Linked DNA regions of Mus musculus: region 2 is linked to region 1. The links are chromatin loops, found by intact Hi-C in ENCODE. Cell type or tissue: gastrocnemius. All regions are shown on one strand.

The links. Hi-C counts contacts between places; a loop is a spot of excess contacts. Peaks named below come from ENCODE experiments on the same cell type or tissue, not always from the same donor. Only the 100,000 strongest peaks of a DNase experiment are listed, where the experiment ranks them.
Region 2: a loop joins it to region 1, with 4 times the contacts of the local background. A loop is called at or near these places in 9 of 42 quality-filtered maps.

Annotation. Positions count from the first base shown.
Region 1 is chr13:13,950,775-13,958,774 of GRCm38, forward strand. It overlaps B3galnt2 (UDP-GalNAc:betaGlcNAc beta 1,3-galactosaminyltransferase, polypeptide 2), which reads left to right and starts at 3,900. Exons shown (of 12, transcript NM_178640.3): 1 at 3,900-4,145. The coding sequence starts at 4,031. In gastrocnemius, CTCF peaks have their summits at 4,345 and 5,904; DNase peaks (open chromatin) are centred at 2,713, 3,706 and 4,339; H3K4me3 peaks cover 4,913 bases; H3K27ac peaks cover 5,166 bases.
Region 2 is chr13:14,614,456-14,622,455 of GRCm38, forward strand. Psma2 (proteasome subunit alpha 2) reads left to right here. Exons shown (of 8, transcript NM_008944.2): 2 at 1,557-1,633; 3 at 2,282-2,414; 4 at 4,847-4,969; 5 at 6,270-6,351. Among named protein-coding and RNA genes, the nearest start is that of Psma2, 5.2 kb to the left of the region's middle. In gastrocnemius, a CTCF peak has its summit at 4,515; a DNase peak (open chromatin) is centred at 4,512; H3K4me3 peaks cover 508 bases; H3K27ac peaks cover 282 bases.

The DNA.
Region 1 (8,000 bases):
TTCTTTCACTTCCAGGAGAGAACCCTGACTCGGCGGCACAGTGAAACTAGAGCAGAATGAGGAAGCCTTGGACTGAGATGTGAAGAGCTGCATCTGCTGGGTAAAAGGTAACTACCTTCTTCTAGTCCGTGTACAGCCATTTACTCAGGGGAATTCAACTGTCCGCTAGAAATCCACAAGTAATCATTTAAATCAGTGTTTCTCCACCTACGGGTCTCAAGCAACTAGGACAAGAGGGAGGGCCAGCGTCCCCTAGTGGACTGTTTTGCCTGTAATGTATGGATATGTACCACAAGCCTACATGGTGCCCTCAGGGATCAGAAGGAGGAAGACATCAGATATCCTAAAATGGTTGTTGAAGGAAGTCACTGTGAGCTGCCATGTGGGTGCTGGTGAAAGATCCTGACAGAATGTAAAAGGTCACAGAAGCCCTGAAACTGGCAAAATAGATTTCATTGTTAGTAGAACTAGCGTCACTGATTTAGAAAAATAGAGGTGCACAATGCTCTGGCCGCTCCTAGAACCTGTGTGTCTGCCAATGTTCTGACCAGGTGTGTGCCCATTGCTGCACCTCACTGCCAGGTGTTTGTGATATTGGTTGCTATATTGGTTGCTGGGAAAGAGTCGAAAAATCTCCCCAGCAACCACAGTCCGGGCCAATCAGGAGTTGCTGCACCTTCATTAGACTCCTTCCTTGTTTCCCTCCCATACCCATTTCTTGAGGAATCAATCATTTTAGAATAGACATTGTTTAGATCTGGAAATCTCACCTTCTCCTTTCCCCCTTAAGGACCTATAAAAACTGGGACCCCTTTTCCCTCAGGGTGGACAACTCTACCCCTGAGTGGGATACGAGTCGTCCCCAGAGTTCTGGCTTTCCCCGAATAAAGCCTCGTGTGGTTTGCATCAAGCTTGGTCTCTCGTGAGTTCTTGGGGGTCTGCTATTATCCTGAGTCCTGAGCGAGGGGCTCCTCAGGGAGTCTTTCACTGGAAACCAAGCCTGGGTCTCCTGCAAGAGCAACAAGTGCTTTTAACTATAGAGCCATTTCCCTAGGCCCATCGTAGTTTTTAAACAGAGAAAGTTCTACCAAGAAAGGTAGAAACCTGAGTCACAGAGGACCTGAGTCTGAAGGGACTGAGGTAGCAAAACAAACTCCATTTTGGTTTTTTAGACTCCATCTTAGGTTTTTGTCCTCAGAGTGACTTGTCCCCCACCCTTGAGTTCTGGAAAAAAACAAAACAAAACATGAGATCTTGACAGTTGCAAAATAGGCATAACAGCTGTAGTCAAGCGATAATACCAGGGTGGGCTAAGTAAACATGAATCATTCCCAAGTCATGAAGCTTCTTTTAGGTGTGTGCTCCCTCCTTGCGGTTTGATCAGATGCTGTAAACCAATCAGCTTAAAGGCCAACATTCCTTTATCCTCTTACTTAATCATTTAACTCCAAGGCTTGCCAATCCCTACTTGCGTTTTTTTCCTCTATAAACCCCATGCCCTAGACTTTGGGGTCGCTCTCCTATCCTATTGCACCAGGATAGTTTGTGGCCCAGGTTCAAGCCTGAATAAAAACTCTTGTGTGCATAGCCGGGCATGGTGGTGCACACCTTTAATCCCAGCACTTGGGAGTTCGAGGCCAGCCTGTTCTACAAAGTGAGTTCCAGGATAGCCAGGGCTACACAGAGAAACCCTGTCTCAAAAAAACCAAATAAATAAATAAATAAATAAATAAACCTTAAAAGAAAGTTATAGAAATTATTCTTCCTTAGAGGGAAAGGAATATACAGAAGTTGGTGATATCTGCCAAGCAGCTATATATTTCATCCTTTAATTCTGTTACTCTTCAAAAGGAAAAAAGTGTTCTTTCCTGTCTTCAGGACTCTTGTTACTAGGGGTCCTAAAGTTACCCCAGAGTATTGAGACACTAGTGCTCAAATTTTCAGGGCATACTGTGCTAGCCAGCATCTAGGATGGTTCCCAGTGATCTTCGACTCCTGGTAGTCACCTGGTGAATACCTGAACACTGTGCACACAGGTATCCACTCTATAGGGCTTTTCTGTGTGACCAATTGACTAACCCAGAAGTGACAATGTGTCTCCATCATTAAAACGTCTGCCATCTGAGTAAGCAATGTTCAAAGCAGACTCTTCAACCACCATGAAGCCTTCAGATGACTGCAGCCCTGGCTGATGATATTCCTGCAACTTTGAAAACGAACTAGAACTTAGCTCCCAAATTCCTGATCTGTACTAAAGTCTGAGATATGAAATGATTATTATTGTTTCAATTATTCTGGATTTGTAATGAATAACAAATACACGAGTCCCCTCCCCTTTTTGTACAGGTTGGGCATCAACCCAAGACTGCCCATTGGTAGGTAAGGCCCTACCATTCAGCTTCATCACCGCTCAAACAAGTTTCTTCTCATGGGAACAAATTTGACCACGTGAGTTATTTTATTAAGTACATAATAAAACAGTACAGTAGAACACAGCTTTTACCTGATTAAACTAAATTAAAAAATTGAAATTAAAAACATTGCAAAAATAGCCAAAGAAAAAGCTATCTTAAGGGGCTGAAGAGATGGCCCAATGGTTAAGAGATCTGGCTGCTCTTCCTGAGCACCCAATTTCAGTTCCCAGTACCTACAGGGTGGCTCACAAACACGGGGAAACTCCAGCTCCAGGGGATGGGATAGACGCCCCCCCCCCCAGCCTGCACATGCGTACACACACAAATGAAAAAAAAAATCAAATAAAATCTTTTTAAAAAAGTCAATCTTAACAGTGTCAGGTTGAGGATATAGCTCAGTTGGTAGAGGGCTTGCCTAGTAAGGATTAAGCCCTGGGTTCCATCCCAAAGCACCACTTGTGGAGATGAAGACAGAAAGATCAAGAGTTCAAGGCCATCCTCTGCAGAATAGTTTCCTGTTAACTACGTGAGACACTGGGGGCGTCTGTGTGTGTGTGTGTTACTACAATTGCTTTTTTAATACAAAACCGCTACTCAGTGGCAATATGGTGCTGAGCCTGAGAGGTGGCTCCAGTGAAGTCCGCTCGTTTCCTAACGCTGGTTGGAGATGGATCTTTTGCAAACCCAGCCCTCACACATTTGGTCACCTCAACTTGGTGGGAACTTTTCAAAGTCATCTGGCAGCTGAAGCTCTCATTTCTGTGCTTCCCGACAGTTACCCTAGTGAGGAGCGCGTGCGCACCCAGGCAGCCTCCAGATCCGGGCTTCTCCTCTGTCCTCGCTTTCCATAGCAAGCCCCGGTGTTTCTCGTCCTCCTCACCCGCCGTTGCTTACTAGAGGGAAGCAGGAAACTCCCTGCTACTCGGCGCTCAGGCTCCCCGCTGCGCTTCTTATGGGATAGGTCAGGGGAGCACACTATTATTTCGTTGAGCGCTGAGGTGCCATACAAACCTGCCCCGACTGGGCAACTGCTCCTCGAGGTCATGCGCCCTGCAGCAATGTCCACAGCGGAGGGGGTCGTACAGCAACTTGAGCAGTTAACGTGCAGGTTCCCCGTGTGCGGTACCCGCCTTTACTACAGGGGAACCCTAGCAAGAAGGTGGATGCGCATGCTCAGTGTGCCGCTAAGGCACCGCGGCCGGATGAGAGACGCGCATGCTTCGTGTGTGCACTTCGCCTCCAGCGTTGCGTAGCAGCACGCATAGCTCTCTGGGAAACGTAGTTTCTCGGGCTTACAATCTCAGGCACGCCTCCCTCCTGGGCTCAGCGAGGGACTACCGCTCCCGCCCTTCCGGCAGACAGGAGCGTGCAGGGACGCGGACTGAAGGGCTGGGCGAGAGCGAGGAGGGCTGAACGGGTGGGAAGGCCACGCACGCGGGGGCGTGGCCTTGGCCGGGAAGCGGCCGCCGCTCGTGGTGCGGATCTAAGGAGAGAGCGGCGGAGACAACGCCAGGCGTGGGCGCGAACACTCCTGGTGGCACTCGGTGTTCTTAGGTCCCCTCGCTATTGGCCGGGACGCGGGAGAGCGCGGCGGGGGCGCGAGGTGGGAGCGGCCAATGCGAAACTGGCTGGTGCTGCTGTGCCCTTGCGTGCTCGGGGCCGCGCTGCACCTCTGGCACCTCTGGCTCCGTTCCCCGCCGGACCCCCACAACACCGGGCCCAGCGCGGCAGGTGAGGTGAGGGGCTGAGTCGCTGCGCTCGTGGGAGGCCGCGGGGGATGGCTGAAGGGGCACAGGGAGGGCTCGGACGTCCCAGAACGGACGGAACAAGCGAGTCTTTCTTTAGTGTCGGGCGAACCCAACTGTTCGTTTCTTATCAGCGTGTGCTCAGCGGCCCGCGTCGTGGTCGAGGGAGGGCCCTGGTCACAACTTGGGGCGCTTCTCTCCGAGGTGGGGTGGGGGAGCGAGCTTGCCGGTGCTGACGGTGTTGGCTTTGCGTGTCAGGACTCACTTTGCAGCGAGGAGGGACGGACTGTACTTTGTGGTCTCTGATCATGAGGTGAGTCAGGAAAAGACCTAGACGTGAACTAGGGTTCAGCTGTGAGTGGAGTCGCCCCTGTATTCTGCTTGGATAGCTTGCTAATTAAGGAGCCTAAGAATACCGGATTCTTCTTTAACTTCGCGTACATTTGTTCCCAAACTTCATCCATCGTGGGAATGAAATCTTTGTTCTCATTCGCCTTACAATCTGAAGGTGCGTTTGCCCACAGTGCGTATCCAGTGTTGTCCTGCCACCCTCAACACTACTTTCTTGTCTCCTGTGTGTCATTTTCAAGTTTTTCCCGGAATGCTTATATATGTCGAGAACTCTATAGCCATTTTAAAGATAGGGTAATGCTTTAATTTTTAACTACGTTAGGATTTATCTTACCATTTCATATCCAAACAGCTGTTTTCTTTTCAGAAAGTTTTAAAACAGTTCTTCACAGCCATCACAGAACCAAGTCTTATACCTTATTTAGCAATCCTCAAAACTCCGACTGTTACCAGATTACACTGGGGTTATTTTAGTAGTGATCTCTTTTCCTATTAGACAACCACCATTTTTTTGGAAAGGCTATTTGTGTGACTGAAAAGAATGACTTCCAAGTGGTATAATGAAAGTACATTATATGCGTATTTAGCTTGTGAGACTTTTACAAACTAGTTAAAAAAGGGCCGTACATACAAAATGCTTGGCCACCTAACATCTGTTGGGGTTGTGCTCTCTCTCACTCAAAGATGAGTGAGTTGCTGGAATCTACACGCAGAGCCCACTGTAGAATATATGTGACCTTAACATTAACAGTCTTTTAGCGTTCAACACAATAAACCTTGCCTTTGAGCTTGTGTTTAAGTAAGACTGCAAACAACTTTTGGATTTGGAACAGATTTTTTTCCTGATGTCTTAGTGCTTATCCATTTAGGATAGACTGGATTAAGCAAGCAAACTGTAGGAAGACTTAGGGTTATATGGGGTCATACTAGTTGTAAAAATTACTTTTGTGTTGATATCAAAGCTTTGTCAGATAATCAGTAGGATGTTTTAATTAGACAGATTCCTATCCCACTCTCCTCCCCTGGTACTTCAAAAACAAAAGCAGAAGTATTTTGATTGCAAAAAGTTCCCACAGGTCTTTTTCCTATTTTGCTGTTGAAATATTTAAAACATTTGGGCATTTTTACTTTCTGACCACATACATTAAGCCTAAAATCTGAGATTTTACTAAATATCTTTCTCTTGAAATAACACTTTAAGATTTATTTTGGCTTCTTTTCTGCTACTCTGTCTGGATTCCCATTTAAGCCACAATAGTACTTGTTTACATTTGTGTGTCTGTGTTTATGTGCATGCGTGTGCACTTGAGTGCACAATTGGTACAGCATGGAGCTTTTGCAAACGTTGCAGGACAACTTGTGAGTCAGTTCTCTCCTTCCACCACATGGGTTCTGATTTTGTGATGTTCAGAGTTTGATTATCAGACTTAGCAAGCCCTTTGACCTGATAAATCATTTCATTAGTACAATAACTTTTTGAAAAGGAAATTTATCTTGCCTGAATATTAGAAAAGCCCTCTGGCTAATGGTTGGTTCAGCGAACAGTAGAGGGCTGCTGGGCCATCTTCTCAAGCAGGTCAGAATTAGCAAATAATTAATGTAAGGTGCCGGCCTGCCAGGGCTTAACCATTTGAAAGGGAAGACGCATAAGACTATGAATATATCATGGAGATGGTGAGTATGATGAGGAAAAACGAGGTAGAGCTCTAAGAGTTGATCAAGGAAGGCCCATGTGGAAAGGTGACAGCTGAACAAAAGGACCTGAGGGAAGTAAGTCATGTCAGTACTAAGATTAGCAACTTTTCTAAAGTAGTGACTTTAAACAGCTGAAACCAGCCATGGAGCACAGCTAGTTAGGAGGAAGGTCTCTTGTGAAATACAGCACACCATAGGTACAGACAGGAAAGGAAATCATAGCCAGGGGATATAAACTGTGACGATTTTTGCCGACTGGTTTTGGACAGTGCCTTAGCAGAAATTATGCAGTGATCAATATAGAAATCAATATAGATCAATATAGATCTTATGTAATTGGGAAAAGGCTACTCTTTGTAAGGTATCTAGAAAAAAGGAAGCCAGAATTGTAAAGAAAAGTGGCTTATCACCAAGTACATATTTGTATAGCTAGGTGTAGGGCTGGATATCTGGGTCCAGCTGCTTGTTGACAGACTGGGCAAGCAGTTCAAAGACAAATTGAGCTTAATGTCCAGCTTTTGCCTAGGGTTGGCTCTTCCAAAAGTATCCCGCTATGCTATATCTCAGTACTTCAGTTCCCATGAATATAAGCTATAAGAATTTAGTCAGCAAAACACTCAGGTCAGTGCCTGAGTCACTCCTGGAGTTTTGGTGAGTGTTTGGGTTTTACTGCTGTGAACAGACATCACAACCAAGGCAACTCTTACAATAACATTTAACTGGGACTGGCTTACAGGTTCAGAGGTTTGGTCCATTATCAAGGTGAGAACATGGCAGCATCCAGGCAGGCATGGTGCAGGAGGAGCTATTCCAACACCTATTCCAACAAGGCTACACCTCCTAATAGTGCCACTCCCTAGGCCAAACATATATAAACCATCACATTCCACTCCCTGGCCCCCGTAGGCTTGTTCAAACACACAAGTCTATGGGGGCCATACATACCCATGGCATAAAAAAAATACATTTAGTCCTACTTGCAAAGTCCACATAGTCTAGAGCACTCTCAACAGTATTAAAAGTCCGAAGTTCAAGGTCTCTTTTTAAATCCATCCAATGACTTAACTTTAAACCTCAAAGCAAGACAGGAAATCAGCTGGGCAAACTCCAAACTGCATCTCCATGTGATGTCAAAGCAGTCTTCAGATTTCCAACTCCTTTTTCATCTTTTTTGACTGCAACAAACTTCTTCCTCCTGGGCTGGTTCCACTCCCTGTTAGCAGTTTTCCTCAGCAGATACCATGGATCTAGCATCTCAAAAACCTTGGGGTCTCCAAGGCAACTTCAGTGTTACAGAGTCATTTTTCAATGTCTGGGATCCACACATGATCTTCTGGACTCCTCCAAAGGGCTGGCATCACTTCTCTAGCTCTCTCCTCTGTGGCACTCTAAGCTCAGGTTGATCCACTTCACTGCTGCTGCCTTTCTTGGTGACCAACCCATGGTACTGACATCTCCAATATACTGGGGTCTTCTGCTACATCTAGGCTTCTCTGATAGCCTCTCATGGGCTCTCTTCATGGTGCCAAGTTTCAAATGCCCCGCATGATGGAACTGAGGCTGCACCTTCCCCAATGGCCTTTTATGGTTTCCTACAATGCCAAGCCTCAACTGCTCTTCATGACCCCTACTTACCTTCAAAACCAGTACCACCTGGGTGACTCGTAAGACCAAGGACATTACCAGGGACAGCTGCAGCACTCGAGGTACAACCTTGACTATCTCTGGAACATAGCTTCTTTGTGCTCTCAGAAAACACTTCCCAGAAGATTTCACCTCAGTGATACTGGTCTCT
Region 2 (8,000 bases), 660 kb after region 1:
GTCTCACAAGAGACAGCTACATCTGGGTCCTTTCGATAAAATCTTGCTAGTGTATGCAATGGTGTCAGCGTTTGGATGCTGATTATGGGGTGGATCCCTGGATAAGGCAGTCTCTACATGGTCCATCCTTTCATCTCAGCTCCAAACTTTCTCTCTGTAACTCCTTCCAAGGGTGTTTTGTTCCCACTTCTAAGGAGGGGCATAGTGTCCACACTTCAGTCTTCATTTTTCTTGAGTTTCATGTGTTTAGCAAATTGTATCTTATATCTTGGGTATCCTAGGTTTTGGGCTAATATCCACTTATCAGTGAGTACATATTGTGTGAGTTCCTTTGTGAATGTGTTACCTCACTCAGGATGATGCCCTCCAGTTGACCATTTTCTTAAGGACTGACAGCTGAAGGCAGCCAGGATCTACTTGTTGAATATAACAGTAACTAGTAGTGGTTTTTCCATTACCACCTATGTATAATGAGTTATAGATGAACCTGGACAATTGAACTTTTTCAAGGTTGTCCACAAATAGGTAAATCAGGACTCAAACCTTGTTGGTTTTGAAAACAATTAATAGACTTTTTGTTACAATATATTATCTTTTGAGAATTGCCCTTTACAGTTTCACATAAGAAGTGAGTTAATGTTATTATTTTGAAATCTTTAAATGAATTCCATTAAATTCCTTAGCAAATGATTTCATTATATAATTGACAGAGACTAAATTTTGCATGGTAGTCGCTTATATTTGTAAACAAAACAAATACGGTCGGTCCTAAGTGGTTTCATTATAGCTGAGACAAATGGACATAGATCGTGAGGGACTGAGTTTTTAAGTTATTAGTTATTTAATTTCTTTTTGTGTCAGAATTATTGGTGACCCAGGCTGGCTTCAAATGGCCAGTAACTAAGGATGCCTTTCAGCTTATCCTTCTGCCCCCACTTGCTCTGTGACGGGATTTTAGTAATGCACGCCCATACCTTATTTATGCTGTGTCATGCATTCTAGACAAGCACTCTGCCATAGGAGCTACATCCTCAGTCCTTGAGTCTTTTATATAACAAACATCTCAATGTTTTCACAAACAGATTTCTTTATTATAACAGTCCTTTAAAAAAAATGATAAGGTTTAGCTAGCAGCTTACATTTGGTGAAGAATGGTAAATGAAAGAAAGAAATTGGCGTGGACTGGTTTGCGTTCTACCAAACGTGTTCGTGGGGATTTTGTTGAAAGAGGCAGTGGGCTACTGGGACTCATGAGCACAGCAGCTGCCTGAGTTCTCGGTACACTTGCCTGCAGTGGGGAACAGAGGGAGTGGGAATGCTTTGCTAACCAGAGATGGGGAAAACAACAGCAACAGAACACAGGAAGAGAATTTGTGCCCATTCGAGACTTGGACTAACTCCGTAGTCTGGTAAGCTTAGCTTCCAAACACCTTCAGGGTAGATTTCAAAGGCCAGAAGGTTTGATTAGTGAGGCTTGGCCTCTGTTTTCCTTCTGTCAGGTGTCCTGTACTATTTTGAATGTGTGAACAGAGGGAATGTCTCTGTTTCTTTTCCAGCCCATCTGGTAAGCTTGTCCAGATTGAATATGCCTTGGCTGCGGTAGCTGGAGGGGCCCCGTCAGTGGGGATTAAAGGTAACTCAGTGTTTCCTTCTCTTCAGATGCTTGTTAATAGTTAGCTGAAGTAGGTGTATGTGCATAAGCCTTAACAGTCTTTGTTAGAGAACTTTGAAGTTAAAAGAAATAACATTCTGAAATAGATGTTAAGTCATAATTCTTAGTGATCTTTGTGTTAGATTAAGGAATTTTGAAGTTTTAAGAAAGTAGCATTCAGCACAGTAATTTAAAATTTACAGCAAATATAGCATTTTAATCTATTGTGATAATTCATAAGTTGACTTTCATTCAGGAAACTATTGTTTTCATTGGTTCTATTTTTCTATGGAGTTTTATCTTCTTTATCAAGGGCTAATTATAAAACATCTGAAGATAAAATTATTGTATGTTCTAGTATCCTTATAGAGAAATTTCTTATTATTTGTATTAGAAGGCTTAACTAGATTAAAGCCAATAAACCTGAAAATATTGAGAGAGACTGGGTAATGCCTGCAGCTATGGGGATTTTACTTTTTTATTTTTTATTTTATTTTTTGGTGTTGTGTAAGGATCCAGAAAAAGGTTTTACAGTCTAGAGAAGGCAACAAGTTTGAGTTTAATGCATCTGTAAGTAGAAGGCTAATGAAGGATACATTGTAGTATTAATCTTTTTTTCTTCTTTTTAAGCTGCAAATGGCGTAGTATTAGCAACCGAGAAAAAGCAGAAATCCATCCTGTATGATGAAAGGAGTGTTCACAAGGTGGAGCCCATTACCAAGCACATCGGTTTGGTGTACAGTGGCATGGGCCCCGATTACAGGTATGTGTACTGTTTGTGATGTTTTCTCATCACGTCGTCCTAATTCTTCTTTGGTTTCAGAGTCATGGCAGCCTGACGACAGCTAAGTTTTGTTTGCCTGCAAGGGTTACTTTATGGAGGTTGGTCTTGTGATGCATGGTTGTAAAACAGGTGACTAGTGACATGCCTTTCTTACCTGGCTTTCTCATCACTCTCTCATTCCCTCCATCCAAGGACTCGGTAGGAAGGGCTTTGGTGTTTTAAAGCACCTTAAAAATGATTGAATGCATTCATGCTATAATGTATTGTTACAGTGGTTTAGGCAACAAGAAAAAGCAGGGCCATGTAGAGTTAACATCATTCTGTTTATATCTGCTTTTCTCAAAGGGATAACTGTCTCTAAGGTCACTGAAGGCTTCTGGATGGCCAGGCAGGACTCAGGCATATAGAATTGCTTCCTCTGAATTCCACTGGAAAAGAGAGTAACACTTGTTACATTGAGGTCCCAGTAAGTTGAAAGAAATTAGCAGCTTTTTACCATGTACAATTAAAATGAAAATTAATTTTAGAGGACAAGGTAGAGCCCCGGAGTTATTGAAAGAAAGATGAAATTTCAAGACCTATAAGTCGTACAAAGTACTCAGAAATTGCTATTTGTTTGTGAGCCTAGAGGCTGCCTGGGGCTGAGAAAAAAGAAAAACAAACCTGGGCATGCCCCGTAGTTAAAACCTTCCTGGGAACAGCTTAACCTTAAAGATAAAGAGGAATGTGAAGACATAACAGGGCTATCTGAACTGAGTCAACAACTCACAGAACTCTGACACCCTGCACGTACATGTAATTTTTCTGCTGATGTTTGAATAAGCCAATAGTGTGTCTAGTGTGTTGCTATGCTGAATTCCACACCACCTAAGCCCCTTACCCCATAAAAACCCCTAGCTTCCGAGCCTCGTGGCCGACATCTGTTATCTCCTGTGTGGGATGCATGTCAGTCCGGAGCTCCGTAATTAAACGACCTCATGTAATTACATCAAGGTGGTCCTTTGTGATTTTTTTGGGTGCACGCCGAATCGGGAATGGAGTGGGGGTTTCCCCACTAGATTCTAACATTATCAAAACATGATTTGCTTTCCTGCCCTGGAAAGTTCTGTACCACTGTGTAGAATGGACACTGCAGAGGACTATTGATGAGAAAATAAACTTACGGGAAGGCTTGAGTGTCAGTGATAAAGTGCATGCTTCAGATAGAGTAGCGCATGAGCAGGTGGGCTAAATCCTTTTCCTATATTTGATTGCTATATAGTTAGATTAGTCAGGTGATTTGTGTGTGTGTGTCTTTGTCGTATTAGACTAGTTTACAGGTAGCCTGGGCAGTCCAACATTGGCTGTCTGCTGGCAGAAAGGCTGAGAATACAGAAGTCGTTCAGTACAGAAGGCTACATGTCTCAGCAGACCCAGTCTAATCCTGGAGTCCTGAGGGATTCCTGCAGGAGGCTGCTGTTGTCTTCAGCCTGTATTGGAGTCCTGATAAAGGTTTGTTAATATAGACGGCAGCAACAGCATAGACACTGTCCAGCTAGAGTAAGGCAAGGAGCCTAAAGGAGTTTCCTTCCTTCTATGACCTTTTTATCTGGGTTGCCATCAGAAAGTATAGCCCAGATTTAGTGTGGATCTTCCTGCTTCAAATAATCTGATTTTTAAAAGTTCCTTACAGATGCTTGTATCTCTGTTAATTCCAGTTATAGTTATGTTGACAACCAGGATTAACCATCACAATTGAAGGATTTCATGCCTTGTTTAAACAGTAGTTTCTTAATTTTTTTTTAAAAAGCTTTGAAATCTATTCTGAATTGTAGACAAAAAAAAGGTAGATTACAGGAAAGACAGAGAATGTGACAAAAATGCCCAGACTTATATGTGTATATTCATATGCATCTCTGTTTGGGATGGCTGTAGTGTGGTATAAATAGACTGCCTGCCCTCAAGACAGGGGGCAGTCTGGAAGATGTCACAGAGGGAGACACAAAGCTCTCACTTTGTTCAATAAATCGGTTACCTTAATACAGTGTTTCACCTGCATGCCTATCTGCATCATATGCATGCAGTGCCCCCAGTGGCCAGAAGAGGTATTGCATTCACTGAAAATAGAGTCAAGATAGTTGTGAACCACCGTGTGGGTGCTAGGTGTTGAATCTGGGTCCTCTGTGCACTTAATGGTTAACCTGTCTCTCCAGGTCCCTTAAATCTCTTACTAACTCTAGTCCCTGCTTCTCTTTCTGTCGTTTCCTACTGTGATTCTCTAATGAATCTTTTCTAAAGTGAGGCTAACTCTGAGCTGATGACTGCTAAAGAGAGACAAGTGCTATGTTTGTATCATATGTTCTTTTAGAGGAAAGTTGTGGGGGAGTTAGTAGTGTGTCAAAATTTTAATTGTTTTTTTTCTGTTGCCTTAGAGTACTTGTACACAGAGCTCGGAAACTTGCTCAGCAATACTACCTTGTTTACCAAGAACCCATTCCCACAGCCCAGCTGGTACAGAGAGTAGCCTCTGTGATGCAGGAGTACACGCAGTCAGGGTGAGTCACTGTTAGTACTTGAAGAAATGCATTATGAATTTGAGGAAGAAAAAATTGTGTGAAAGAAATCAGGTACATAGAAGTCGTCTTATTCTTTCTGTATTTAAAGCTGAACAAATGAAGAAAATCACTGATAACAATTGTTTCTGGATTTGACTTGAAATAATTTCTTAAGGTAAAATGTGGCAATATGGTGATATACCTGTAAACCTAGTATTCGGAACACTGAGGAAGGTAGATGGCAAATTCAGGGCAAATTTAGGTTGCATAGTTAGATACTGTCTCAAAATGGAGGAAAAAGGGGAAACTGTTCTTACCCAACAACAGACATCAGCATCTTGATTTTAACAAAGTCCTTTGCCTGTGTTCTTTGTCAGCTTTAGTGCTGACACTAAATTAAATTAGCTTTTTAATCTGAAGTGATGGTGAAGCATGAAGACAGCAATAACATTTTAATTCCAATATTCTTTTGTTGTTTAAGATTTATTTATGTATGTATTTTATGTATATGGGTATTTTGTCTTCATGTGTGTCTATATACCAGAAGAGGGCATTAATTCCATGATGATCATATGAGGACTGCAGTTAGAGATGGTTGTGAGCTATCATGTGGGTGCTGGGAATTGAACTCAGTACCTCAGGAGAGCAGCCGGGACTTTTAACCTCTAAGCATTTCTCCAGCCACCCAATATTCTTAAATCATACCGTGACTGAAATAGTGTAAAGGTGACTGCTGATACATAAGCCTAGTAGGAAGGAGGCATTTATGAAATGTTAGTACCGGCTTCCCCATGCTTAGATAGGAATACCATATATAATCCCAAAGTGTGTGCTTAGCCACTTTGTGTTGAGCTAACAAAATACCTGAGCCAGGTTTATTTAGTTCAGAAGACTGCAGGTCCAAGGACATGGTTCATAGTTATTACATGGCCAGAGGCCCACAGTAAGAGGCCCACTCCATAGAAACTAATTCACTTCTACAAGATCAAACCTACTCTGAGAAAAAACATTAACCCTTATCTAGGATGGAATCGGTGACCTAGTGTCTTCCACCATGCATCATTTCTTGAAGGTGTAATTTTGTAATTATGTAGCACTGAGAAATAATTTCTGGTGAACTTTTAGGAACTAAACCACTTGATTTGGATTTACTACTGTTATTAACAGTAATAAGGACAATTCATTTCATATTGGTTCATTTAGAAGTTAAGTCTAACTCAGTTTATTTGGTAATTACTTTTCTTGTGAATATATTTAAATTCTTATATTATTCCAAATCATTTTTGTTTTTTTCCTATAGTGGTGTTCGTCCATTTGGTGTTTCTTTACTCATTTGTGGGTGGAATGAGGGACGACCATATTTATTTCAGTCAGATCCATCTGTAAGTATCATTACATATATTTGAAATATTTATTAGAATTGTTTTTTATACATGTAATAAAAGTAGAAACCATAAAACTTTAATATTTAGCAGTATTTTCCTTCTTTTTCTCTTGTTTTTAAAGGTTTGGTTTTACCTTGAATTAATGTGTATTCTTGTGTGTCTGCGGGTGTATGCATGCGACTGACTGCAGGTACTTGAGGAGTCAGATCCCACTAAGGCTGGAGTTAAGGTCCGGGGCCGGCACTCAAGTCCGCTCTGAGAGCAGGATGGGCTCCTCTCTCTCCCTCAGCCATTTCTCAAGCTGCTTTTTTTTTCTTTCTTTTTCTTTTTCTTTCTTTTTTCTTTTTAAAGACAGTATAAGGTAGTACATATTTGTTTGCTCATTCATCATTTTTATAGTGCTGTCTTTGATAAGCTATATGATACACTAGATTTCACCATTTTTTGGTCATGTTCTTTAGCATGTACTAGAATGCACATGTACTAGTTTTTGTAGTTATCAAATTTCATTAGGCCTCTTGAACTCTGTTACTTTGTGACTCTGTTCCCTTGGCAAACACTTGAGTCGGATGTATAACAGGAGGCCAGTGTTATAATGTTTGTCATCAATTTGATGACAGCTGGGATTTACAAGGCGTCTTGATCGCTCTGTCTTTTCTTTTTTAAAAAAATACTATTTATGTCTTTATTTTATTTATATGAGTACACTGTAGCTGTCTCAGACACACCAAAAGAGTGCATGGGATCCCATTACAGATGGTTGTGAGCCACCATGTGGATGCTGGGAATTGAACTCAGGACCTCTGGAAGAGCAGTCAAGTGCTCTTAACCACAGAGCCATCTCTCCAGCCCTGAGCTGTTTTTTCCAAAGCAGAAAGTGATATCTGGATCTGGGTTTATTCTACCCAGGTTTATTGTTGCATTTGCTGTGAGGAGAAGCCCAAGAAAAAGTTCAAGGTTAAGCAGTGAAGTTTTGTTTATTAGATAAGTACAAGTCCTCCTGATGCAAGCCTTATAAATATCTTACAAATTAAAATGGCAAAACAAAAGTAACCGAATTTTGAGTCCATCTGTGAGCTTCTGAAGCTAAATGTCTGGTCTGTGGTCTGGCCTTCCTGGCCAGCTGAGGGCAGTCCCTTGGGACTGTGTTCACACTTTGCTGTCCTTTTCTGTACTGTATACTATACTCTAACAAGATATACCCCCGATAAGCTTTCCTCTCATTTTTACATTCATGTTTGCTTTTCCCAGATGTGGCTGTTACACATAGGGCTTCTCAAACATTCTACTTGCCCCCCTTTTCACCTGGGAAAGTAATTGTAACCATGGTAAATATAAAATACGCAAGTAAATACACAAGTAAAATATAAAAAATAAAATAAATACACAATGCACTGGCAGTGAGTCACAGACCTCGCTGAGAACAGTTCTTTGATATATATATATATATGTATATATGTGTATATATATGTATGTGTGTGTGTATGTATATATATATATATGTATATATATATATATATACACATATATATTTAGCTTTTTATTTAAAGCAGAAGCAAGTTTGCATAGTAATGAGATGGATGAGCTTGTTTATTTTTACAGAAAGAATTAAGTCTTTAGAGAATATTCGAATCTGCAGGGACTTG